Regions from separate parts of the Homo sapiens genome. Here region 2 is linked to region 1. A link is an interaction called in ENCODE POLR2A ChIA-PET data of the cell type or tissue named here. Cell type or tissue: PC-3. All regions are shown on one strand.

Region 1 (4,000 bases):
TTTTCTAAGTCACTAAATCTTTCTAGTATCAAGGTCAGCATAAATATACAAACATTTAAATATAGTATGTAAAAATGATGCATTAAAGTTGGTGAGAGAAGATGCTTAATTTTGTTTTCCTAGAAGCTGCTCTCCCAGGCATCTTCTTCCCTCTTTCCCATTATTATTTGTCTGACATTCCAGAGAGTATAATCTATATCCTAGGAAAATTATCTGTCATTTTGTACATCAAAGCTAAAAGCTCTCCTCTCTCAGATGGGTTAATCAAGACTTGGTTGCACCCTCTCTTCCTTCCTCCCCTTTGCCAGGGACGAGGGGAGGAGAGAACCGAGTATTCAAGGCACCAGCTTTCAGGAGACTGGTTACATATGGGGCAATTGAGTATCAAAATAAATGGACTCTTTGAGTAAAATGGGAATCCATGAGTCCGTAGATATAAATGAATAAATGAGTAAACAGTGGAGAGGACAAAGCCCTATGAAGCCACAAAATTATCTCCCCACAAAATACTTATTAATGAGTATAAAGTACTTATTAAATTTTTAATGAAGAAACCTGACAGATGTCTTCTTACCAAATGATAAAAGTAATTGTAATTATCAGCAGTAGAAATCTAATTTGTTTACCTCCTAATATGATGCACTGAAAAGGACACAGCATGGCTTTAGTGTTATTTGTGAAAAAAGTGCATGAATCATGAGGAAACATTAACCAAACCTAAATTAAGGAAGATTCTGGAGATAGCCACTACTCAATGATAGGTGAAAATGCTTTAAAACTGCAAATGCAAGTAGGCATAGGAACAATACGAATGGATTATAGATCGGAGGAAAAGCATGCTGATTTCGAAGTGAATTTAGTCATTTTAAGCACAGCTTTAGCTGGACACTCTTACCATTCATTCAACCACTCACTCACTTAACAGTCATTAATTAGTACCTATGATGAACTAGGGACTATACTAAGTATTAGTAAAATGATGAATAAAAGCTGAATAGTTAGGTATAAGTACTTCAGAATGGTAGTTATAAGATACTAAAAACTAAATGTGCACTTTAAGTAGATGACATTTCAGTGAATACTGAATCTTGATTTTTCTTTTTTGATAGATTCAAAGAAGTCAGACTTTGAACTGCATAGGTGGAGGCATTCTGCTTTCTCTGAACATGAAGACATCCAACTTAAATTTTATTAAGTAAATAATATCAAATTCAGCATTTCAATACAGACCCCAGTGTCAACCAGGAGTCTTGCCCCCCGATGTAGAGCTTTTATGCCATAGTTGGTCCAACGTTCTGCGGACCACTAAAGAGCAAGGATGGACTGCCCCAACCGGTTTTTGTAATTTCCTAAAATCATACATTCATTTTACTAGAGGATCATAGAAGTTAAAGACTTAAAACAAACTTTGGCAATTAAGACAGGATACCAAGATGCAAATGCCTGGTTGGAATGGATCAAATATTCCATCCACACGTTAAACAAAACAATTGTTATGCTTGTGTGCATGGCAGGCCAGAGGCCCAAACTGTCCCCTTTCCACTAAGGTGGTCCTCCAGTTGACCAGGCGTGGGCTGCATGGTAGTTCTTTTCCAGGACCCTACAGCCTCAAGTAATAAGTCATCCCAAGCTCTCTCTGCTATATCCCGAAGTCCAGCACCCTGCAGGTCAGCCCCCAAGGGCCATCTAGCTTCCATCTCCCAACACTAAGTTCACTTCGTGTCTCTCATGACAGGGAGGAAATTTAGCATTCCTTGGAGACTGGAAGGATGCAGTGAGCTTAAGAATTTTCAAGAGCTTATCAATGAGTCAGCCCTTGTTCATCCCCAAGCGGATGTGTGGTGGTATTGTGGTGGACCTTTACTGGACACTCTGCCAAATAACCAGAAGTGGCACTTGTGCTTTAGTCCAGTTGGCTATCCCTTTCACCCTAGCATCTCATCAACCAGAGGAAGGAAAAATAAGACATCGTAAAGCAAGAGAAGCCCCTTGGATCTTTCGACTCTCAGGTCTGTTTAGACACAATTAGAATCTCGCGGGGAATACCAGATCAATTTAAAGCCCAAAATCAAATAGCTGCAGGATTTAAGTCAATATTTTGATAGGTAACAATAAAAATGTAGATTAGATAAACCACATCTACTACAACCAACAGCGATTTATTAACTACACTAAAAATGCTATTAAAGGAAAGCTGAACAATTAAGGGCTACTAGCCAGATGGCTTGGGAAAATAAGATAGCCTTAGACATGATATTAGCAGAAAGAGTAGGAGTTTGCATCATGATTAAAACTCAATGTTGCACCTTCATCCTAAACAACACTGCCCCTAATGGAAGTATAACAAAGGTACTGCAAGGTCTGACTTCTCTACCCAATGAGTTAGCCTGCAACTCAGGGGTAAATGACCCCTTTACAGGATGGCTAGAAAAGTGGTTTGGTAAATGGAAAGGAATAATAGCCTCAATTCTTACTTCCCTCACAGCCGTAATGGGTGTACTTATTCTTGTCAGGTGCTGTGTCATACCATACATCCGTAGGTTGGTGCAGAGGCTCATAAAAACGGCACTTACTAAAACCTCCCTTAACTATCCTCCACCTTATCCAGAGAAGCTTCTTCTTTTGGAAAATCAAGCAAAACAACTAAGCCAAGACATGTTAAAAAAACTTTGAAAAGAAAGCTGTTAAGGAAACACAAGGGTAGGGGTTGTTAGATATGAGTTCTAAATTTCTCTTCAAAGAATCAATATGTCAGTATGTTCAATTCTTTGCCTTCTACTTTTAAACTTAACTTCCTCATAAAGCAACCTTTTTCGATTACCTGCTCCACCCTGACTCATTTCAATCACCTGTTCCACCCTGACTCATTCGGATTACCTGCTCCACCCTGACTCCTTCCGATTACCTATTCCACCCTGACTTCATGATTCTGATCACCTGTTCTGTCATAACCATTTTTCCCACCAAACCACTCACCCCGTAGTGCACTCTCTTTAAATTACCCAATTGAAATTAGTTTAGCCTGTGCAGTCTAACCCTAGCCAATGGAAAAATACAGCAGCAAGGGTCACGTGCGTCAGGGATAAGAACCTCTTTCCCTCCCTTGTCCAAGTGTGCGCTCACCATTGTTCCGTCTGTAAGGGCGCACCCTTCTATAGAAGTACCTTGCCTTGCTGAGAATTAAAAGAAAATTTTATATTTGAGTGCTATTTCTTTTGCAGCACCAAAACTTTATATATAACACTAGCAAGACAGGCCAACATGCAGATTCAGGAAATACAGAGAACACCATTAAGATACTCCATGAGAAGATCAACCAACCCCAAGACACATAATCAGATTCTACAAGGTCAAAATGAAGGAAAAACTGCTAAGGGCAGCCAGAGAGAAAGGCCAAGTCACCTACAAAGGGAAGCCCATCAGACTAACAGTGGAACTCTTAGCAGAAACTCTACAAGCCAGAAGAGACTGAGGGCCAATATTCAACATTCTTAAAGAAAATAATTTTCAACCCAGAATTCCATATTCAGCCAAAGTAAGCTCCATAAGCGAAGGAGAAATAAAATCCTTTCCAGACAAGCAAATGATGAGTGATTTCATTACCACCAGGCCTGCCCTGCAAGAGCTCCTAAAAGAAGCACGATATCAAATATCTTGTTTAAAAATAAATCTTCTCTTTGTGGTCACTTTCAAAATTTAAACAAAATAAAACATCCATTAAAACATGTTCCTATTCTTATTCTTCACACCCAGGAACTGAAAATGTTAAAAGGTTAGAAAATAAGAATTGGTCGGGCGTGGTGGCTCACGCCTGTAATCCCAGCACTTTGGGAGGTCAAGAGATCGAGACCATCGTGGCCAACATGGTGAAACCCCCGTTTCTACTAAAAATACAAAAAATTAGCTAGGTGTGGTGGCATTTGTCCGTAGTCCCAGCTACTCAGGAGGCTGAGGCAGGAGGATCGCTTGAACCCAAGAGGTGCAGGTGGCAGTGAGCCAA
Region 2 (4,000 bases), 94 kb before region 1:
GTAGTTTTAAAAACACATGTAAAATAAAAAGCACCTCAGTATTTTTTGTATCTATGTAAATATTTTATTCTGCTTCCAGATAGAACATTGAAGTTTACATGTTATTTTAAAGACAATAAACAGCTAAGCTACTGACATAAAATATGCAATAAATTTATGAGATATAAGGTACAGATGAGAAAAATCTGAAATAAGTTTTTAACTTCATTTAGCCTATTAGGAACATGAAGATGTCTGGAATTGATGCTGGCCTTGGTCTCAAGTACTTTTTCCCATATGTATTTGTTTTATCCTTCCAGAAAGCATATCATATTAGAGTGTCTAAGAAATCAGTGAATCACTAAGTTTTCCATCTTACCGAAGTACAAAACATTATTTCAAATCTAGGCCTTCTGACAGAATCCAATATCTATTTTTATACTTACTTTTCTTTCTACTAAGTTCTTTAATAAAATTATGAATCAGAAAGCAAGTACAAGACATGCTTATTTCACACAGAATATCAATGAAGACTTAAGAAGATAAATAGCAAGTACTTCTAAAAAATCACAAATTTTGACATTTGGAACAATATAATTGCCATACTATTATATCTTTTATTAAAAAAGACCTTTTCCAGCTTGTTTCCAGACTTCTTTTACTCCTTTAATGCTTTCTTTCTTCACACACTTCCAGTATTCTTGTATACTCTGATGTTGTGGTACCTGTTAACCGAAAGTAAAAATCAAGGGGTCATTGTCTTCAAGGTTAAACATGATTTCATATATACTTTACGTTACTGTTTATTTCCTTCCCACACTCCTCCAAAAATAGTTGAGGGTGAATTATGTTGTAAAAGATGATCACAACAGAACTGAAAATGGGGGTAAAAGACAAAAAGTGAATGTAACTATGCTTAAGGTTACTAGGGAGTGGAACCAGACTGAGCACACATTAATGGAGTTTCTTCTCTAAGAGGGTAATGAAGACTTTGGGCCATCTCTTCTTTCACATACTGGCTTTAAAATTTAATTACTTTATAATGTTTTCCTTTTATAATGTTTTATAATCTTTCCCTTTTTTTCTGGTGAACTTTGTTTAGCTATGTAGAATACAATTATAAGCCTAAAGCTTTGATTTAACATTGGCTAAAATTAAAAAAAAAAAAGGCCACAAAGTATTTGATGAAAAGCTTCAAGAAATAATCTAATTCATGGACGTGTTTTGTTAGCTAAAAATACATGTGGATTACTACTACTCTCAACAAAATGAAAAGGTAAAGGTTAGGAAATATTTGGATCCGGGGGACCACAGGAGCATAGCACTGATGAAAATTAGCCAAGTGGAAGCAAAATTCTACTCCAGATTATATATGTTCTTTTTCTTATGACTGATTTACAGCTTTTCTTTTTAATGTCTTCTGAGAAAGGGCAAGGAGACTCCCAGGTACACTCAATTGTGAACTGAAAAGACTGGCTTAATTTCCCGGAATATATTTATGGGTGTTGGATAACTGCAAAGTTTATAAAATATTAATATGTTTGCTAATGAAAATAATATTTATTTTTCCCTAAGTTATGTTTGTTGCAGGAAATGGAATTGCTTTTCTAAGTTGTAAATAGCTTTATTTTCATGAATAGTACCATATTCTCTCTCTCTCTCCTTCCTTTTTTCTTGCCTACCTACCAACCATGTAGATTCTCTTTGGACCCTAGTCTTCCCCTGGCAGACTTCTTTTCTGAGAGTGCTTCTAGCACATTCTAATCTGAACAAAAATCTGAATTTGATTTGTCCCACAAGTATAGACTCATATGTGACTTTGAGTGAATAATGCTAATAGTGAAATTTACTTCATAATCTCAGCCACTATACTAAGTATTTTACATCAAATTCTAACAATAATGCTTTCTGGTAGATTAGTTTCCTCATGGTATGGGTCAAGAATCTGAGACTAAAAAAAATTAAGTGGCTTTGCAAGATTAAGCAGTTAATAAACAGTAGAGGTGGGATTTGAATTTACATATATCTAATTACATGTAGTTAGTCAAATCCTAGGCTATGATTTTTTTTCCCTTTTTTTGTAGAAACAGAGTCTCATGATGTTATCCACGCTGGTCTCAAACTCCTGGCCTCAAGTGATCCACCCGGCTCGGCCTCCCACAATGTGCTGGGATTACAGATGTGAGCCACCATGTCCAGCTAGGCTACATTTCTGAATAGTAATTTCTTTTTTAAAAAATTATTTTTTTTTGGAGACAAGGGCTTGCTCTGTTGCACAGTCTAGAGTGCAGTGGTGCGATCGTAGCTCACAGTCACTTTAAATAGTGATTTCTTATTAGATTCACATTATTTTTTAAAAAGCAAAGATGTTTAATCTCATATATAAAATATATTTCTGTATTTCAATTACAGCTTATAGTCTTTTTATAAGTGATGAAAACTCCATTTAAAGACTGTACAATTGCCCAAATTCTAGGTTTAATATCAGTTAATGACAATGTAAACATGTATTATATAAAAAAAATCTGTTACCCATAAACCTCGATGCATTCTGTTTTTTAACACCCCAAGAAACTCTTCATGACTAAGACATTCATCACCATCCAAATCAAAGATCTTAAAGACAGTGTCCAAAATATTGTTTGAGAGTTCTTGTCCTGTTGCTACTTTCACAGCTCTCTTAAACTCCGCTAAAAAACAAACATAAAACAACTTATCAACTATGTGAAATAGTCTAAGTGAAATTAATCTAAATTTTCATTATTTGAGAAGTAAAAGCAAATCCAAATTTTTATTATTTGGGAAGTAAAACAAAAACAAAAATACCCATGAAGAAAATATTCAAACCATAAGCCGACGAATGTCATGAGAGTCACTGCAAGACAAATGAGCTATTGTAATTTAATCAATGCTCTAAACATATATTTGAGATGAATCTTGCTCGTCGCCCAGGCTGGAGTGCAATGGCACGATCTTGACTCACTACAACCTCCGTCTCCCGGGTTCAAGCGATTCTCTTGCCTCGGCCTCCTGAATAGCTGGGATTACAGGCGCCTGCCACCACGCCCAGCTAGTTTTTGTATTTTTAGTAGAGATGGGGTTTCACCATGTTGGCCAGGCTGGTCTTGAACTCCTGACTTTGTGATCCGCCCACCTTGGACTCCCAAAGTGCTGGGATTACAGGCATGAGCCACCATGCCCGGCCTTCTTCCTTCTTTTTAGGAGAATGAGAAAATAAAAGTATAGAAAGTAACCATTAAACTGGAGTACTGGTATTCTAAATCTAGAATAACCACACTGAATTAAAAGGTCAATCAACTATTTTTACTTATAATTTGTTCCTTGATTGGTAGCATTTAGTTGAAGAATATAGTAAAACTGTTTATAGATGATAAAAATTAAATGGTTTTTCATATAACTTACCTAGTCTGACAGGACGATGAGCTAAACTGAACATCTGCATGGCAATAGCAAAGTCTTCCAAGTGGGTTGTAAAATGGCAAAATGACTTGAATTCATCCAAACTAATGCTCTAATAAAGTAAGAGTTTTTATTACAATTTTGTAAGTACATTAAATAATCTTATAAATGTTAACTATGAACTTTCTTTTCTACCGTAGAGACTAGTATCATTCTAAGAGGAAGAGACAACAGAGCTTTCTCTGTCCCTTTCTCTCTGTGTGCACACAGAAATGGCCACACAAAGGGCACAGTGAGAAGGTGCTGTGTGCAGGCTGGGCAAGAGGCCTCACCAGAAACTGGCCCTGCTGGTGCCTTGATCTTGGACTCCTGGCCTCCAGAACTGTGAGAAATAAATTTATTGTTTAAGCTGCCCAGCCTGTGGTGTTTTGAGGCGGCAGCTTGAAGAGACTAACATACTCTGTTAAGTGGTCCACTTCTGCTAAGTTTTATTAGTGGACATAGCACTGAGTAAGAGCACAGAGTTTTGGAGTTAGATGGACTTTTAATGCTGAAATTCCGGTTCTGCCCTTTATAACGTGTATGACCTTAGCCTCTCTAA

The links. Peaks named below come from ENCODE experiments on the same cell type or tissue, not always from the same donor. Only the 100,000 strongest peaks of a DNase experiment are listed, where the experiment ranks them.
Region 2: POLR2A ChIA-PET joins it to region 1 with 6 read pairs; 4 of 35 experiments call an interaction of 5 or more read pairs at or near these places.

The regions. Positions count from the first base shown.
Region 1 is chr13:21,586,806-21,590,805 of GRCh38, forward strand. The region is part of intron 1 of MICU2 (mitochondrial calcium uptake 2); the gene reads right to left. Among named protein-coding and RNA genes, the nearest start is that of MICU2, 15 kb to the right of the region's middle. In PC-3, no CTCF peak of the experiment used is centred here; a DNase peak (open chromatin) is centred at 1,826.
Region 2 is chr13:21,492,650-21,496,649 of GRCh38, forward strand. It overlaps MICU2 (mitochondrial calcium uptake 2), which reads right to left. Exons shown (of 12, transcript NM_152726.3): 10 at 3,403-3,511; 11 at 2,512-2,669; 12 at 42-704. The coding sequence ends at 600. Among named protein-coding and RNA genes, the nearest start is that of ZDHHC20, 35 kb to the left of the region's middle. In PC-3, no CTCF peak of the experiment used is centred here; no DNase peak of the experiment used is centred here.